Linked DNA regions of Homo sapiens: region 1 is linked to region 2. Evidence: read pairs that join two places in POLR2A ChIA-PET (ENCODE). Cell type or tissue: endothelial cell of umbilical vein. All regions are shown on one strand. Links, peaks and the distances in the headings refer to the core of each region. The heading gives the core; the rest is flanking DNA.

Region 1 (8,344 bases), core at 315-8,314, 100 kb before region 2:
TAAGTCACCACACCCAGCCTAGATATGCAAACTTAAATGCTGTTCTGAACTTACAAACATGACTTTCTAATAGGAAACTCAGGAGCGGCCTTCTAGTGTGAGTAGCTACAGATATATTTTGGCTATTTTATGACTACTTTGGAGGAGGAAATCTGCGTTTGAGGCCAGGATGGGTGCACTATGCCTACTAGGAATCTGGAGAAATGAGAGATGATACAAACATGATATTTATTGGAACCCTGCTTGACTGTAAACACTATTGGTGCAAGTCAATAAACTAGATTTTATTTGGAGCAAAAACTGTTCCAAAAATGAAAGTTGCATTGGCCTAGGAACTGGAGAGGGTCACATAGGTTTTGAGAGGCATGTGAGCCTGAGCAGCCAGGTCTCGGGTATTTTTTGACAAGGGCAGAATTGCTCCAAAGCTCAACCACTTCTTTTCACAATATCATTTACACTTTTTTTTTTTTTTTGCCCCCCTAACTTGATTATTTCCAATTCATCCTTCTCTAGGTTCAGAAGCAAGCTAAAACTATGGGTTAATGGCAAAAGGTAAATTCCAGCAAGAACTGGAAGAACAAGAATAGACAGATCTTTTCAACTTGTTTCTTAGTTCTACATCTTGAAAAAGTATTTTTTTATTTGTATTTTTTTAAGGGAAGATTTTAGTGAGTCATGAATCTTAAAATTAAGAATAAACATAGCGACTGGGCGCAGTGGCTCACGCCTGTAATCCCAGCACTTCGGGAGGCCGAGGCGGGCAGATCACCTGAGGTCAGGAGTTCGAGACCAGCCTGACCAACATGGAGAAACCCCGTCTCTACTAAAAATACAAAATTAGCCGTGTGTGGTGGCACATGCCTATAATCCCAGCTACTCAAGAGGCTAAGGCAGGAAAATCACTTGAACCCAGGAGGTAGAGGTTGCGGTGAGCTGAGATCATGCCCCTACACTCCACCCTGGGCAAGAAGAGCAAAACTCCATCTCCAAAAAAAAAAAAAAAAGAATGCACATAGCAACATGTAGTTGTTCACATATTCATTAAACACCTCTACAATTCATTTTAGGATGTGGATATGGGATGGTGAGCATAGTTTTATTTAATGAGTGATGCTAATTCTGTTGCAACTGTCTTAGCAAAAACTCTTGAGGTATTTAAGTATCTGAAACCATTGCAAAGACATGGCGATCAAACCAACTAACGAGAATGCATCAACGTTTCCCTCAATTTCTGCACTCTCATAGCATCTTGCTTGTGCTTCTAAGTCCTGTCTTGCATTAGAGTTGCTACCGCTTTCCTTTTGCATTAGATCAACTAGCCCAGTAATTTGTAAGCAGTAGGCATCCAAAAACTAGGTTGAAATGCCAAATTTATATTTCTGTGCCCAAATTCTCTTCCAAGTGAGTCCTTGTATTAAGTCAAATTATTTATTCATCTCTGTGTATTAGCAACTGTTTTGAGAAATAAATTCATAAGTGATGCTGAAGCCTTACATGTCTCATCTAGCCAAGCCAGAGGCCAAGGCTTCTTTCTAATCTCCTTTAACAGTTTATTTAAAAAAAAAAAAGTATGAGTTGCCAAATAAGACTGACTTTTAAAAATTATTTAAGTCAATCAATCAAAATGTAGTATTAAATAAAAATGTAAAATATTTGCTAGGCGTGGAAAAAAGTTTAAATGTTACTTTTTTCCTCTTTTGCTATATTTCTATCTCCCTTTTTTCTTCTTTGATTGTAAATTAAATGAATGTATTAAGTTAAATTTTGACCAGAGGTGCAGTATCATCAGCGGTATTCACATTTTGCCTCTCATTATTCACACAGTTGTCTCTTGTGGTGAAAAGGGAGTGGCAGTGTGGTGTACAAATAAAATCTACAGTATAGGACATATACAGTCTTACTCTTATCCTCTTGTGAATGGCCAAACCCATGATGAAATACTCCAGATGTATAGCTTTACTCTGATGATCAGTTTTATGTCAAATCAGATAGGCCTTGTTAAAATTCTAATCTGATCTCCACTCAATGGAGACCCACCCTTAGTATGTCATAAAGAAGTGAGGCATTAGACCAAATTAAAATAGAAATTAACATGACTTTTGCCTTAACGGATATTGCAAACCAGAGACTGGATACTGATACAATAATGACGTGACTAGTTAATAACCTACTATTATATGTTTTCTTTATGAAAACAATGTAAAATATTCTCCACAAGTTGACAGACCTGTTTTTGAGCTGTACAAATTCAGCCCATTTTCAAAGTTGAAACTTCTGTGTTTATACCCTGGTCCTTGTGCACATTTAGGAGAGGAAGACAAATGGCCAATTGTGGGTATGACTTCAAGTGAAACTCTAAAACCATTAAACCTTTGAAAATTTTGACCTAAATGCTTAAAAGTTAATAAATTACATCAAACCCATCAACTGCCTATCAAATACCTTACAGCACTGTGCAAGAGCAAATTCATTTATCTGACATCATCAGTACCTTAACTTACATATCCTGGAGTCAAGTAGTCCTTGAGACAGAAGTATACTGAAGAAAGAAGTTATGCAAAAAGTTTGGTTGGGATTACTTGCCTGGGTTTTGGCTTTCTTCTTTCACAGACAATCCCCAGAGCAAGCTACAACATGGCAGAAATTTGGCAGGGCCTTAAAATCTCCTCCTCAAAACACATAAATGAATGTTTTAAGTAACAACAATCAAGTTGTCATTCTTATATGAATCTCAAATATAGAGCATCCACAGGTTTAAAAAAAATTAAAAAGCAAGAAACCACAAAAATGATTAAAATTCCCCTAAATGCTTAGCAGTTATGTTTGCATTATCATCATACTTTTACTCTATCACATCAAAATAATGGCCATTGGATTACAAATTTATCATGTTATAATTTTTCATGAACTTTAAATAGAGATTAAGAAATTGAGGTTATTCCTCCATATTTTTTCCCAAGTGAGATAATTTGCAACATTAAAACAGTTATTTTTGGCCAAGTGTGATGAATCACCTGAGATCAGGAGTTCGAGACCAGCCTGGTCAACATGGCAAAACACAATCTCTACTAAACATACAAAAATTAGCTAGGCATGGTGGCGTGCCCCTGTAGTCCCAGCTACTTGGGAGGCTGAGGTAGGAGAATGGCTTGAACCCGGGAGGCAGAGGTTGCAGTGAGCCAAAATCCCACCACTGCACTCCAGTCTGGGCAACACAGCAAAACTCTGCCTCAAAAAATAATAACCTAAAAAATAAATAAAATTGCTGGGTGCGGTGGCTCATGCCTGTAATCTCAGCACTTTGGGAGGCTGAGGTGGGCAGATCACCTGAGGACAGGTGTTCAAGACCAGCGTGACCAACATAGTGCAACCCCATCTCTACTGAAAATACAAAAATTAGCCGGGCATGGTGGTGCGCACCTGTAATCCCAGCTATTCAGGAGGCTGAAATGAAGCAGGAGACTCTCTTGAACCCGGCAGGCAGTGGTTGCAGTGAGTTGAGATGGCGCCACTGCACTCCAGCCTGGGTTACAGAGCAAGACTTTGTCTCAAAAAATAAAAATAAAAATAAGAAATTATTTTTAATGCAGTGAATGAGTGCCAGTTGCTTTTAATCTATTAGACATAAATATTTAATCTTCCATATTTTGAAAATTAATTCTATGCTGGTATATAGATAAAGTCAACATTTAACAGGTTAGTTGGAAGCTTCTTGAAAAATCCAATTTTCTTTTTTTTTTTTTTTTTTTTAAGACAGAGTCTTACTCTGTTGTCCAGGCTACAGTGCAGTGACACGATCTTGGCTTACTTCAACCTCCACCTCCCAGGTTCAAGCAATTCTCCGGCCTCAGCCTCTCAAGTAGCTGGGATTATAGGTGCCTGATACCATGCCCACTAATTTGTATTTTTAGTAGAGACGGGGTTGCATCATGTTGGCCAGGTTGGTCTCAAACTCCTGACCTCAAGTGATTCACTTGCCTCAGCCTCCCAAAGTGTTGGGATTACAGGCGTGAGCCACCATGCCTGGGCTCCAATTTTCTTATTTATCTTTAAACAAATTATTTTCATAGGACTTAATATACTTAATTCAAATCCTCTTCAAATTTCAGTTGACTATCACTTTATGCTCAATATTCAAACCAATGAGTTATACTTTAGAGATCAGAGCCCATTAAAAAACTGAATTAGAGGCCGGGCGCGGTGGCTCACGCCTGTAATCCCAGCACTTTGGGAGGCGGAGGCGGGCGGATCACGAGGTCAGGAAATCGAGACCATCCTGGCTAACACGGTGAAACCCCGTCTCTACTAAAAATACAAAAAAATTATCCGGGCGTGGTGGCGGGTGCCTGTAGTCCCAGCTAGCCGGGAGGCTGAGGCAGGAGGATGGCGTGAACCCGGGAGGCGGAGCTTGCAGTGAGCCGAGATCGCGCCACTGCACTCCAGCCTGGGCGACAGAGCGAGACTCCGTCTCAAAAAAAAAAAAAAAGAAAACCAAGTTAGAAAGCAATTCCTAGGTCAGTAGTTGCCACACTGCACATAATCACTTGTAGAATGATTAAAAATGCTAATTTCTAGGCCACACCATCAGATTCTGACTCAGTAACTATGGGAAGAGGTTCTTACTTTTTCAATAAACACTCAATGACATCTGATGCAATATGTCTAAGAATACTTTGAAAGCCACTTATGCGGTGAAAAAAAAATATTTAACTCACAATTTTTATACCAAAAAGAGCTCTGTCAATGCACATGGCAGTTTTTGATGAACAAACCTAATCAGTCAAAATTTTTGTGCTTTACACATCTTGAAAACTACATAATGAATAAGAAACCCTACCCTATTCTCCAGCAACGGAATTCTTCCTTAGACCACCAGGGTGACGTTTTAAGAGTGTTAGAATTGAAACATTCAGTAACTCAAAGTTGAAGCTTAAATCATTTCTAAGTTAACTATGTTTCTTGGAGGAAGTCAGAGGAAATTGAAGGTCCTTAGAGCAATGTCTTAATGTAGGAGGCTATATAGTTCCTTGAAAGCCAATTTTAAAAAACATAACAGAAGACAACCTGTGCTAAGAAGGAGCCTCAGAACAGGAAACAAGAGATTAAACAATAATGACAGATAAATTATTTTCTAGACTTCCAGTGACTCTTGGCAGCAAAAGTACAAACTTTTGGAAAAAAAAAAAACAAACATCAGCCACAAAGTGACTAATCAAGTGACTTAAAACCTAGTATTTGTCAAGATGGGCTTGCAGCAGCTTGCTGTACCTTTGCTTCTAAAAGACAGCTCCAAGCACACTGACTCTCATGCTGCATCTTTTTCCCAGAGCAACAATTTTCTGAATAATCTGATTGAATAAGTCAGGGCCTTAAATTGGCCTTCTTTGTCTTGAGTAAGACCAATATCAGATCAAATTTTATGATACCAAATACCAGAATCAAAGCAAGTTCTTTTTTTCATGTCTTTTCTAACATAAGGAATTAGGTAAAATGGTGATGTTTCAGAGTCAAAAATTAAACAGACTGGAAAAAACACTGCCACGATCAGCTAAGTCAAGAAAATATTTTTGGCCTTAATTTTAAGAACTGATCTGTGAATACTGCATGTCTGAGACACAGGTGACATTCAATAAATGTTTATTGAGCTAAACTCATTTCACTAGTTTTGAATTATCCTCATGGAATTAATCCTTGATACTGTATATAAAGAAAAAGCTTAACTGTTAATTTTTAAGGAAAGTCTCCTGAATCAAAGATTTAAAAAAAAAAACCAAAAAAAAACCTCTGCAGAACAAACACAAGTCAGATAATCTGCAAAAAAAAAAAAGGGGGTGGGGGAACAAGAACAATGATATAGCTAAAATCAGCTCCCATATAAGTACAGATAGTAAGTTAAATGTTCTCTTGATTGCTAGAATTGTCTCTGAAAAATCATCAAATCCAGCTTACTTTAAAGCGGCAATCATAAAATAATTCTATAGACAAGTGATTAACTATTTCATTAAAATGTTACCCTTAACATAAAATGTAGTTTCTTACACTTGAAAGAAACAAGATAAAAGAAGACAAAACAGCTCAGTTTAATTTCAAACGTTAATATATTTTCTATTTTATATTGGACATATGCATCTGTAACCCCTCATTTGCAGCAACTATCACATCCTCATAAAAGGGGCAAAATTTGTAAGATGCCTCTTAAAATAAATATTCTTTTTTATAAAATAATAAAACTTCAAATAAATATTCTTTACACTAAACAATATGTTGAAAAAATTAGAAAATAAAGGTTGAATTTTACTGTAACTGTACAATATACATGAAGTCCAAAGGGAAATCAGAGTCTTACAATAAAGGCTTTCTGTAAGGCAAAATACAATCTAAAAACATACTGATTGATTCACATTCTTCCGAATGTACAACATATTAGTATAATATTTTGTGTCTGTGCCATGTAGTATGGCACAACTTGTTTTTCACAGTTGCAAATATTATTGTATATACAAAAATATAGCACATTCTCTCTGGAGAAAACAATGGAAAAAAGTCATCTGCTAATTTACAAGTTTTGCAAGTACTATTCACAAACAAAAACTTTGCCTAGGAGTGTCTGTGTTGCTTTAGCTTATGCAATACATGGGTCACCAAGTTCTGTATCTCATACTTTGAGCTCCATTAGCTGAGTTCTAACAAGCATATCAGTTAAAACGGCACATGGACAAAAAGCATTTCACCGCAAACAGCAAAGACTATCCCACCTTTCTATTAACAGTGCCAAGATTATAACTGTTTAGTTGGTTGCATATGTGTATTAAAAAAAGAAAGAAAAAATCCTCATTACTGTAATATTCCTGATTAATGATGCTATGTTGGTTTTTCAAAGTTCCTAGGGGGGACAGTGGGAACTTTGCAGCAAACTGTGTTTGAGTTTTTACAGCGGCAACCAGGCCTGTTAACCCGGTCATAACACCCCTGGCACAATTTAAGGCAACCCTTGGCTGGAAGGTAACACCATAAACAAGGCAAAAAGAGGGACATGACACCCATGGCTGACCATCGTGTACAACAGTGAGACTGGCTGCAAGAACATGGGTTGTCAGCACAGTTGTCCTCATCATCATTAGAACAGTGATAGAAGAGACCTTTCACACAGCATACACAAGTCCCATAGTCAATCACGTTCTGGGCCGAGCAAAGGCACTGCTTGTCGCAGATCCAGTCTGATGGCAGAGGCCTTGGGTAGGTGCACTCCTTACATTTGCACTTGCCACAGTCCTCACACCTGTAGGCGTGCAGGCCCAAATCTTCCTTGCTCAGTGGCTTAAGCTCACCTGGCTTGAGCTCAGATTTGGGTTGCACCCGGATTATGCCATCAGCAACAGGCCCGGAGGAGAAGGATGATCCTAGCAGTCTCTGTTCAGAGGAGCTGCTGCTGGTACTTGTCCTCGTACTGCTCCGCGACCCTGAGCTGACCGTGCTTATGGATCTGGACAGAGGGGCTCGTGCAGAAGAATGGACCTGCGAGTGCTGGAGCCTAGGAGGCTGGCGGTGCTCAGGCAGACCGTGGAGTCTCTCGTGTTTGTGCTGAGTGGAGGGGCGAGGAGCAGGCTTGAGCCCAGGTCTTGGGACGACAGTAGGCCCCTCTGTGTACTCATTGGTGTTTCGGATGGCTCTGATCTGATCCAGAGACAAGACATGTACCTGCTGGGTGAGGGCGTCTCTGGGGTCGGGCTCCCCACGCTGTCTGCCACCGTCACGGGGCGTCTGCAGCAAGGGCTGCGACCCGTTGCCACTCTGAGCTCTGGCCTCCATCAGGTCTTGGAAGTGTGGTCACTCCAGCAGGCTTAGAACACATCTGAACTCCTGAGGAAGCCAAGAGGAAAGAACGGTTGATACTCTAAGATACTTCCCACTCTCCACCCACCTGAATTGACTCCTCACTTCCCACTTTCCCTAGAGAAACAGGATTTGAAATGGAATGGCAGTAGGGAGGTATTAGCCATATGATCAACAACGCATGTACCCAAAAGTAAAAATTACGGCGGGCTACTGACAATTCTGTAATCCTGTGATGTACAACAATACAAAACTGATCTTTGAGTCACTTAAGTAAGAATTCCTTATTCAAAGAAACATACAATTTGTAAGGTTCAGGTTCAACGTAAAAATCGCAAGGAAGTATTGCTGGAATATAACACTGCTACCAATGTTTTCAAAAGTTGAAAATCCTTTCAAAATTTGAAATAGGTTTCCATTTGTCATAGTCATTTTTGCCTTAAGCGTTAATAATGCAACCTAGAAGATTCTTTCTTGGTTCTTAATTTTTACTTTTACATCAAACACTTTA
Region 2 (8,344 bases), core at 165-8,164:
TCTGAAGTTTTCTTATCTGACAGAAGGAAATTCCTCTAAAAGGAATGCAATTGTTACAAACCCTGTTTCTGGAATCTACAATAACCAGAAAAATTAACTTGTATCGCAGGAGAGGAGACTAAAAGGACTCCGCACACAGGCCACTATGCCCTGACAGACTTTTCACCAATTCTTCTGAGGGCTGCTCAGAACTGGTGAGAAACCTGTCTGGGCATAGTGACCTAAGAGACTTTATCTGCATAATAAGATAACCTTTGTTCATCATGCATTTCCTTCCCTCACCTTCCACAGCTTGTGTCACCACTTCTCCAACAGAAGTCACTATTTTTTTTTTTCTTTTGGTGGCTCAAAATGCTATTTAAAGTTGAACCATTTGAACTTTCTTTGAGTCTCATATTTTGTGGTACTCCCATGCATACACACATAAGTTTGTATGTGTTTTCTTCTATTTAATCTGTCTACTGTCAAGTTTACTTCAGAAATTCCTATCGTCAAACTTTCAGACAATAGAGGAAAAGTTGAAAACATTCCTATGGAGGAAAAAAAGCACTAGTTATCTCTATTTACAAACAGAAAAACTGAGCGTAGAAAAATTAATATCTGATCTATGTTGTCAGTAGAAGGGTAACTTATTTCCCAATTACATAGTGATTATTAGGTGCCAGGTATAATTCAACCCTGTCAGGTTAGCATTATTTTTATTCCCATTTTAAGATAAGGAAGCTGAGGCTCAGAGAAGTTAAGTAACTATCTCAAGTCACAGGAGTCTGGCTCCATAGACTGTCCTGTTCACCATTCAGTAAGGCTAGGACACGAAAGAAAATCCTGACTTGTGGGGTTAATCCTCTTTCCATTAAAGGTAAGTGCACATTCAGTTATCTCATGAATAATCAAAGCCATATTTACATTTCTGTCCAATGTATTCTTGAAAAAAAAAAAACAATCTCTTCCTTCTCTTCCAGGTTCATTAGCTTGTCTGTAAATTAAATTGACATAAGGCAGATTAACAAGAGAAAAACAATTTTAATTACGTACATATGCATGAGAGTATGCATATGAGACTCAAGCTAGATGATTGAGGCTTATATATCAATCTGAGCTACAGAGAGGAATAGAGGTTTGGGGTATCCTGGGAAATAATGGAGACACATTATGGAAGGGTGAAGAAAAAAGCCCAATTCAGATGAGATGGCCAAGAAAAGCACCTTAAACAAATGTAAGGTTTCTCTATTTGATTAAGAGTCTGTAGGGATTTAGTCATCCTTTTCTTTCTGGTGCAGAGGAGACACACTTACAAATGAAGATTTCCCTTATAGATACAGATTTCTCTTACAAAAGGGTAACTTTCCTGAGCTTCTGTATCTGCAGTTTGTGAGAATAACCAGCTTAAAGTAATCAATATGCCAAAGAGGCATATATTTTTTATTTTTATATACTTTAAGTTATGAGATACATGTGCAGAACATGCAGGTTTGTTACATAGGTATACACATGCCATGGTGGTTTGCTGCACCCATCAACCTGTCATCTACATTAGGTATTTCTCCTAATGCTATCCCTCCCCTTACCCCCTACCCCCACCCCGACAGGCCCCAGTGTGTGATGTTCTCCTCCCTGTGTCTATGCATTCTCATCGTTCAGCTCCCACTTATGAGTGAGAACACGTGGTGTTTGGTTTTCTGTTCCTGTGTTAGTTTGCTGAGAATGATTTCCAGCTTCATCCTTGTCCCTGCAAAGGACAAGAACTCATCCAAATAGGCGTATTTTAGGGGTGTATACTCTGGCCTCCTACCATCATATTTGGGATGGCATGTTCTGAACCCCATCAGTACCTACTCTATCAACTATTTCATCACGTGCTCCTACCAGTCATACACTTGATCTAATGCTTGTTTTATGTGACCCCACCATAAAAGGAAAAAATCAATTCTATTCTGTAATGAGATGAACTACTGGTACATAAGGTTACAAAGTACTTGCAAATGAAAAATAAAATTCTAAGGCCTCCCAACCATGTGAATGGACTCCATTGTCTTGGCCAGGGCACTCCAAAGTTAACCTGAAAGACTAGTTCAGGCCATGACAGAAAGTAGGGGTTAGACATGCCTCATTATGCTCTCCTCTCCTTTGGAATTTAAGGAAAGCTGACCATCATTTAATATCAAGACAGACCTTAAGTCTGAAAAGAAACATGTATAATCTATTCTCTCTGAAGCCTGCTACCTGGAGGCTTCATTTGCCTGATAAAACTTTGGTCTCCACAACCTCTTGTCATATCCCAGACATTTCTTTATATTGATGGCAACTCTTTCAACCAAATTGCCAATCAGAAAATTTTTAAATCTACCTATAACCTGGAAGCACCTGCTTTGAATTGTTCTGACTTTCTGGACCGAACCAATGTACATCTTAAATGTATTTGACTGATGTCTCATGTCTCCCTAAAATGTATAAAACCAAGTTGTGACCCATCCACCTTGGGCACATGTCATCAGGATCTCCTGAGATTGTGTCATGGTTGTCACCTTAACCTTGGCAAAATAAACTTTCTAAATTGATTGAGACCTGTCTTAGATACTTTTGGTTTCACATACTGAAACTTTGAGCTGGAAGCCATATTCTTTAAAGGATACATGTATTAAAGCAGGCTTTATTTGTTTGGCTGCTTCAAAGACATAGAAAGGAAATCAAACACAAATGTGGTCAGGTTAAAAAGAATGGGAAGATCTTCTTGCATTCTCTCCTATAGGAAGTTGGAAGAGGACCACACTAATCTTGTTCTCATCACTAGGCTTATTCACAAGTAATACGAAGGCAAGGATAACCCTTTGTCAACCAAAAGAGATAAGGAGACTATCTTAACATTACGTTATTGAATTGACTATGAAATAGGATGCAGATAATTATTAGTGATTTTCCCCACTTCTATTATAACCTGCATTCAATTGCTGCAACTATAAAATATCAGCTAACTTTGCTGTGACTCATAGAAGAGAAGGAATCATAAGCTTATAAAAATTATCTTCTATCTTTATTCTGTTGGATCTCTTCTTTCCTTCTTAAGTTACATTTTGAAGAATTATGCTAAAATGTTTGGTCATTTTGTGTTTCTTTGAAATATCTAATTCTTAGGTTTTCCTGATTTAAAAAATTAGAGAAAACAGAATACAACTTAAAATGTCAATGTTTGTAACAGAGGTATCAATATTATTAGTATACCCTGTTCTCATGATAAAATATTTACTTTTCTGTAAAATGAACTCAAGCATTTCTTTAACCAGAACTTTGAGCTGCCTGCTTATGAGAACTGCAACATATGGTTTTCCTCTTCCACTTTTTAATATTTTGGTCTCCAGTGAATCCACATACAAAAGCTTCCTTCCTCTAGCTGGAGTCCACAAATGAAAGGCTTTTCTTCTTCTGATTGTAGATTAGCCTGCCAAGAAACAAACATGAGCTGGAGAACATCACTTTAATTTATTGATGGGATACAGATGACACGGAAGTCTGTCCTCTTCTAGGCTTTTGGGAACACTTTAGGCTGACCCAGCACAGCTGAGTTCATACGGCAAAGACAGCTTTTGCCAAAAACCAAAGCCAATAGTCATTGCAAACCTCTGAACCAAAACATTCCTTAAGTGCTTGAATTTCCCTATAATTTGTGTAGGTTCCCTTTTTGTCAATGAAGCTAGCAGTGGATAACTAGCTCAGCGCAATCAGACAAAACAACTGTACCATTCATTCAGTAATTAGATGATAGCTGTACTGCATACTTTATGGTTTCCGTTCTTCATTCTTTCTTTTCAAGACCTTGGAGACAAACTGGGATGTTTGGCAAAGCAGAAGTTCTTGTTGAAAAATATCCTGTCTTTACTTCAGGGTTGCTAGTAAGTCCTATTCTCAGAGGCAAAACATTAGCTGCACACAGCAGGAGAGGATCAGCCAAGTTTAAAAAAGTTTGGTTCTTATTTATATTACCTTTTGCCTCACTTTACAGTTCTGCCTTACTCAACACTGAAGAAGGTTTCTAGTCTTATATCTAACAGGATGTAATGAATTTGATACATGAGCTAAATGCTTACAGTCGATCTTACATAAATTTTAAAATTTTCAGATATAAAAGTTTTATGAGAAGTGAAGTACAAACAGAAAGATAGAATAATTAAATGGAGAGGAAGTCTGTGTGATTAGAGTTAATCTGCTTTGAAGAGCACATGGCAGATTAAATTACTGCTTGGGCTAAGAATGGTGAGCTAATGCTTTTTCTTTTTTGCAAACTGTTTTTGTTTCTGAAACCACTAGAAGTAAAAGGGAGGGAAACTTTCTACAAGAAAACTGTAATACACTCTTAGATTTTGTTGCCATTACTGCCTTTAAGAAGTAAAGGTATCACATTCATGAAGTTGATGCTGCCTGCTGCCTGCACTGAAGATTATCTGGTCCTATTAGTCAGGGGGCTTGGTTGCAAGTGACATAGCTTAAGCTAGTTGAAGGAAAAGAACAATGGTTTTGGCTTTTCTATCTAAACCAGGAAGGGCAGGAGTAGAGCTGTCTTTAGGAATATCTCAAATCAGCGATCTAGGTCCTCATCAGAACTTTTTCCTTCCCTTCTCATCACTGCTGCTGCTTTGGCTCGACCTCCTGGGGCCATCTGGAACCATAGCTAGAAATGTGGCTAATGAAATATTTAGCCTCAATTACAGCTCTGAGATCAAAGATTTGAAAATTTGAAACTCTTCTCAAATTCCAGATGACCCAGGACAGTACTATGATTTGCCTGGCTTGAAGATATGTCCCTTCTCTTGAATCTGCCACTTTGGACACTGAGATGAGACATAACTGGCCCAGCCTAGGTTGCAAACCCATCCCTGACTTTGATGCCAAGGGCTCGGGACATGTATCCAGAACAAGGAAAGGAGGACAGAGCAAACAAAAATAAGAATCATTAGAAATTTCTCACTGTTCCTTAGGTTATCCCCTCAAAAATAGTATTTGATATTTAGAAATGTGTTGGGATTCTTCTCTGAAAATATGGTATGACTGAATATACCAAGTAGATTTTACTTGTAATATTGGAAGGCAGGAGGTAGTCAGCTGAAAAGGAAATGGTGTTTGTAGTCCTTGATTTGATATATGAGCACAAGAAAAATTGTATAATTCGACTGAGGTTATGCTTCCCTTGTACTCTAAAGAAACATTTAAAACTTTTTTTTCTAAGTTTACTCGATGGGAAAGTAGTACCTGCAGTACTATTAAATACAATCTAATTTTTCTCATTATTGAAGTGTAAAACAAATTGGCTTGAAGGCCAGGTTAGCCATAGTGTTCAGCAGAGAAAGGGGTGCATAAAACTGTCACCTTGCTCCAGAGCAGGGGTTGTCAATTTTTTTCTATAAATGGTCGGGTAATATTTTTGGTTTTGCCAGGCATATAGTCTCTACTGCACCTATTCAAGTCTGGTCTTGAAATAGAAAAGCAGCCATATGTAAATGAATGTGTGTGGTTGTATTCCAATAAAACTTTATTTACAAATACAGAATGTGGGCATTGTCAACCCTGATATTTATAATATATGTCAAGGAGGTGTACAAAAATAAATACTAAATAAATTCTATGTATTAGCATTTAGAGGTATGCTTGAGTGACCTAAGAGTATAGTTTTAGAAATCGCTTGATCTGGCTGGGTGCAGTGGCTCACGCCTGTAATCCCAGTACTTTGGGAGGCTGAGGTAGGTGGATCACAAGATGGGGAGATTGAGACCATCCTGGCTAACACGGTGAAACCCCGTCTCTACTAAGAATACAAAAAAATTAGCCGGGCATGGTAGCGGGTGTCTGTGGTCCCAGCTACTTGGGACACTGAGACAGGAGAATGGCCTGAACCCGGGAGGCGGAGCTTGCAGTGAGCCGAGATCACGCCACTGCACTCCAGCCTGGGCGGCCAAGTGAGACTTCGTCTCAAAAAAAAAAAAAAAAAAAAAAAATAGCTTGATCAGAAGATTGTCTATTAAATGTAGTAAATAGAAGTTTAAAAATGCTAATTCTTGGGTAAAAACGTAATCACAATTAAACTATTTCCATTATTGGGAAGTGCTTGTAGATGTGCTGCTTATTTTGTGTTAAAATATTTTTCAAGAATGAACATAACATTGATTGAAATTAAAATCCAATATAAACATTTGGAAATAAATGTGCTTTTTACAGTATGTGGGCATACCTAACTTTTTACTTCTGGGACAAATAGTTACTGGCAACATATATGGTGAGCAAATTTGTTCTTTTATTTGTAATGCTTGCAGTCATGTGGGTGTACCATTATTATTTGACATTTGAAATATGTCTCAATTGAAACATGAAACTTTTTCATGAACTGAAAAACTTGGAACTCCTTCAAGCAGAGGATTATTTTTACAAAATAACATTCAATATTTCCATTATATCTGTTTATTTTTAGGCATTAGGTAGCTATAAAAAATCACTTTGGGGCCAATTTTGATGTACTTCTTAAATATAATTGTACCAAATAAGAAAATATATTTTTCATATTTCATGCACTCTCAGATGCACTTTTTTTTTTTTTTTTTTTTTTACATTTTAAGCTCTTTGAAGTCAGGATTCTTCTAATGATGGAAAACAACTTACAAATTGCTGTCTGCTAGGTTGCAGTAATGAAACAGTTGTAATTACCTGCATGAAATTAGTCTGAAAACTCTCCTTTGGAACTTTAGTGTGAGATTCAGAAAGTCAACACGAATATTTATGGTATGAGGAACCGGGTCATGGAAGAAAATTCTCCAGACCGTGGGGGAGTATTCTTTTAAGGAAAGTGCATGACACCGACATTGATTTTGCAAAGGAGAGTTGTGTGTGGAAAGTCATAGACACTGGTGATGCTCAATCAAACTTTGATTTAGAAGAGCAGGCTTTAAATGCAAAGAACTTTGGAAATGCCTTTACTCATTTATTTTGCTACTATATTCATTTTACGTATACACAAAAGTAATATACAATAAAAATCTATCTAAAGAAGTCTAAAATAACTCTTCTAACAAGTATAATCACTGTAAGTGATAAAGCATTCTGTCATAGTTTAATTGGAAGCATTTTTCTTAGTGGTATATAGGAAAATGGGGCTTCCTACAATCAATTATGTATTTGATGCAATGACATAAAGCAATATATACATATATTTAAATATTAATAAATGCCAACTTTACTTCCTATACTTGCAGTGACAACAACAATAATAATCACATAACTGCTCTTATTAAATAAAATCCAACTTGTTAACTAAAAAAGCATAACCACTGCAGCATCCATTTATTCATACATATCTCACTGACTCTTCCAAAACACAGCTTGAAAAGATCCAGCATGAATGCTTAATTTCAGTACACTGAATTTAAGACCAAATACACACTGTATAAGTACCAAGGCTAAATTGTGATCATCATTACATTAGATTCTATATCTTTGCTATTATGAATAGTGCTGCAACAAATGTGGGGGTACAGGTATCTTTTTGATATATTGACTTTTTTCCCTTTGGATAAATACCCACTAGTGGGATTGCTGGATCATGTGGTAGTTCTATTTTTAGTTTTTTGAGAAATCTCCACACCATTTTCCATAATGATAGTAATTTACATTCCCACCAAAGTGTTTAAGAGTTCCCCGCTTTTTTTCACATCCTCACCAGCATCTGTTATTTTTTGTTTTTTTGATAATAGCCATCCTAGCTGGGCTGAGATGATGTCACATTGTGGTTTTGATTTTAAGTTCTCTGATCATTAGTTTAAGCATTTTTTCATATACTTGTTGGCTGTTTGTATGTCATCTTTTGAGAATTGTCTACTGGGATTATTTGTTGGTTTTCCTGTTGAGTTGAGTTCCTTGTATATTCTAGACACTAGTGGCTTCTCAGATAAATAGTTTACAAATATTTGTCTCTATTCAACAGGTTGTCTCTTCACTGTGTTCATTGTTTTCTTTGCTGTGCAGGAAGGTTTTAGTTTAATTTAGTATCATTTGTCTATTTTTTTATTGTTGCCTGTTCTTTTGAAGTCATATACATGAAACCTTTGCCTAGACTAATTCTTAAAGTGTTTTCCCTAAGCTTCCTTCTGGTAGTTATATAGTTTCAGGTCTTACATTTAAGTCTTTAACCTATTTTGGGCTGATTTTTGTATGTGGAAAGAGATAGGGGTCCAGTTTCTTTCCTCTGCCTACAAATATCCAATTTTCGCAGCATCATTTCTGGACAAGAATATCCTTTCTCCAATGTATGTTCTTGAGACCTTTGTCAAAATCAATTGTCTGTAAATATGTGGATTTATTTCTGGAT

The links. ChIA-PET counts read pairs that join two places held together with the same protein. Peaks named below come from ENCODE experiments on the same cell type or tissue, not always from the same donor. Only the 100,000 strongest peaks of a DNase experiment are listed, where the experiment ranks them.
Region 1: POLR2A ChIA-PET joins it to region 2 with 10 read pairs; 5 of 35 experiments call an interaction of 5 or more read pairs at or near these places.

What each region holds. Positions count from the first base shown.
Region 1 is chr13:80,329,897-80,338,240 of GRCh38, forward strand. SPRY2 (sprouty RTK signaling antagonist 2) reads right to left here. Exons shown (of 2, transcript NM_005842.4): 2 at 6,080-7,860. The coding sequence starts at 7,809. The coding sequence ends at 6,862. Among named protein-coding and RNA genes, the nearest start is that of SPRY2, 7.1 kb to the right of the region's middle. In endothelial cell of umbilical vein, for the core only: no CTCF peak of the experiment used is centred there; no DNase peak of the experiment used is centred there; H3K4me3 peaks cover 664 bases; H3K27ac peaks cover 1,152 bases.
Region 2 is chr13:80,433,201-80,441,544 of GRCh38, forward strand. No RefSeq gene overlaps it. Among named protein-coding and RNA genes, the nearest start is that of SPRY2, 96 kb to the left of the region's middle. In endothelial cell of umbilical vein, for the core only: no CTCF peak of the experiment used is centred there; no DNase peak of the experiment used is centred there.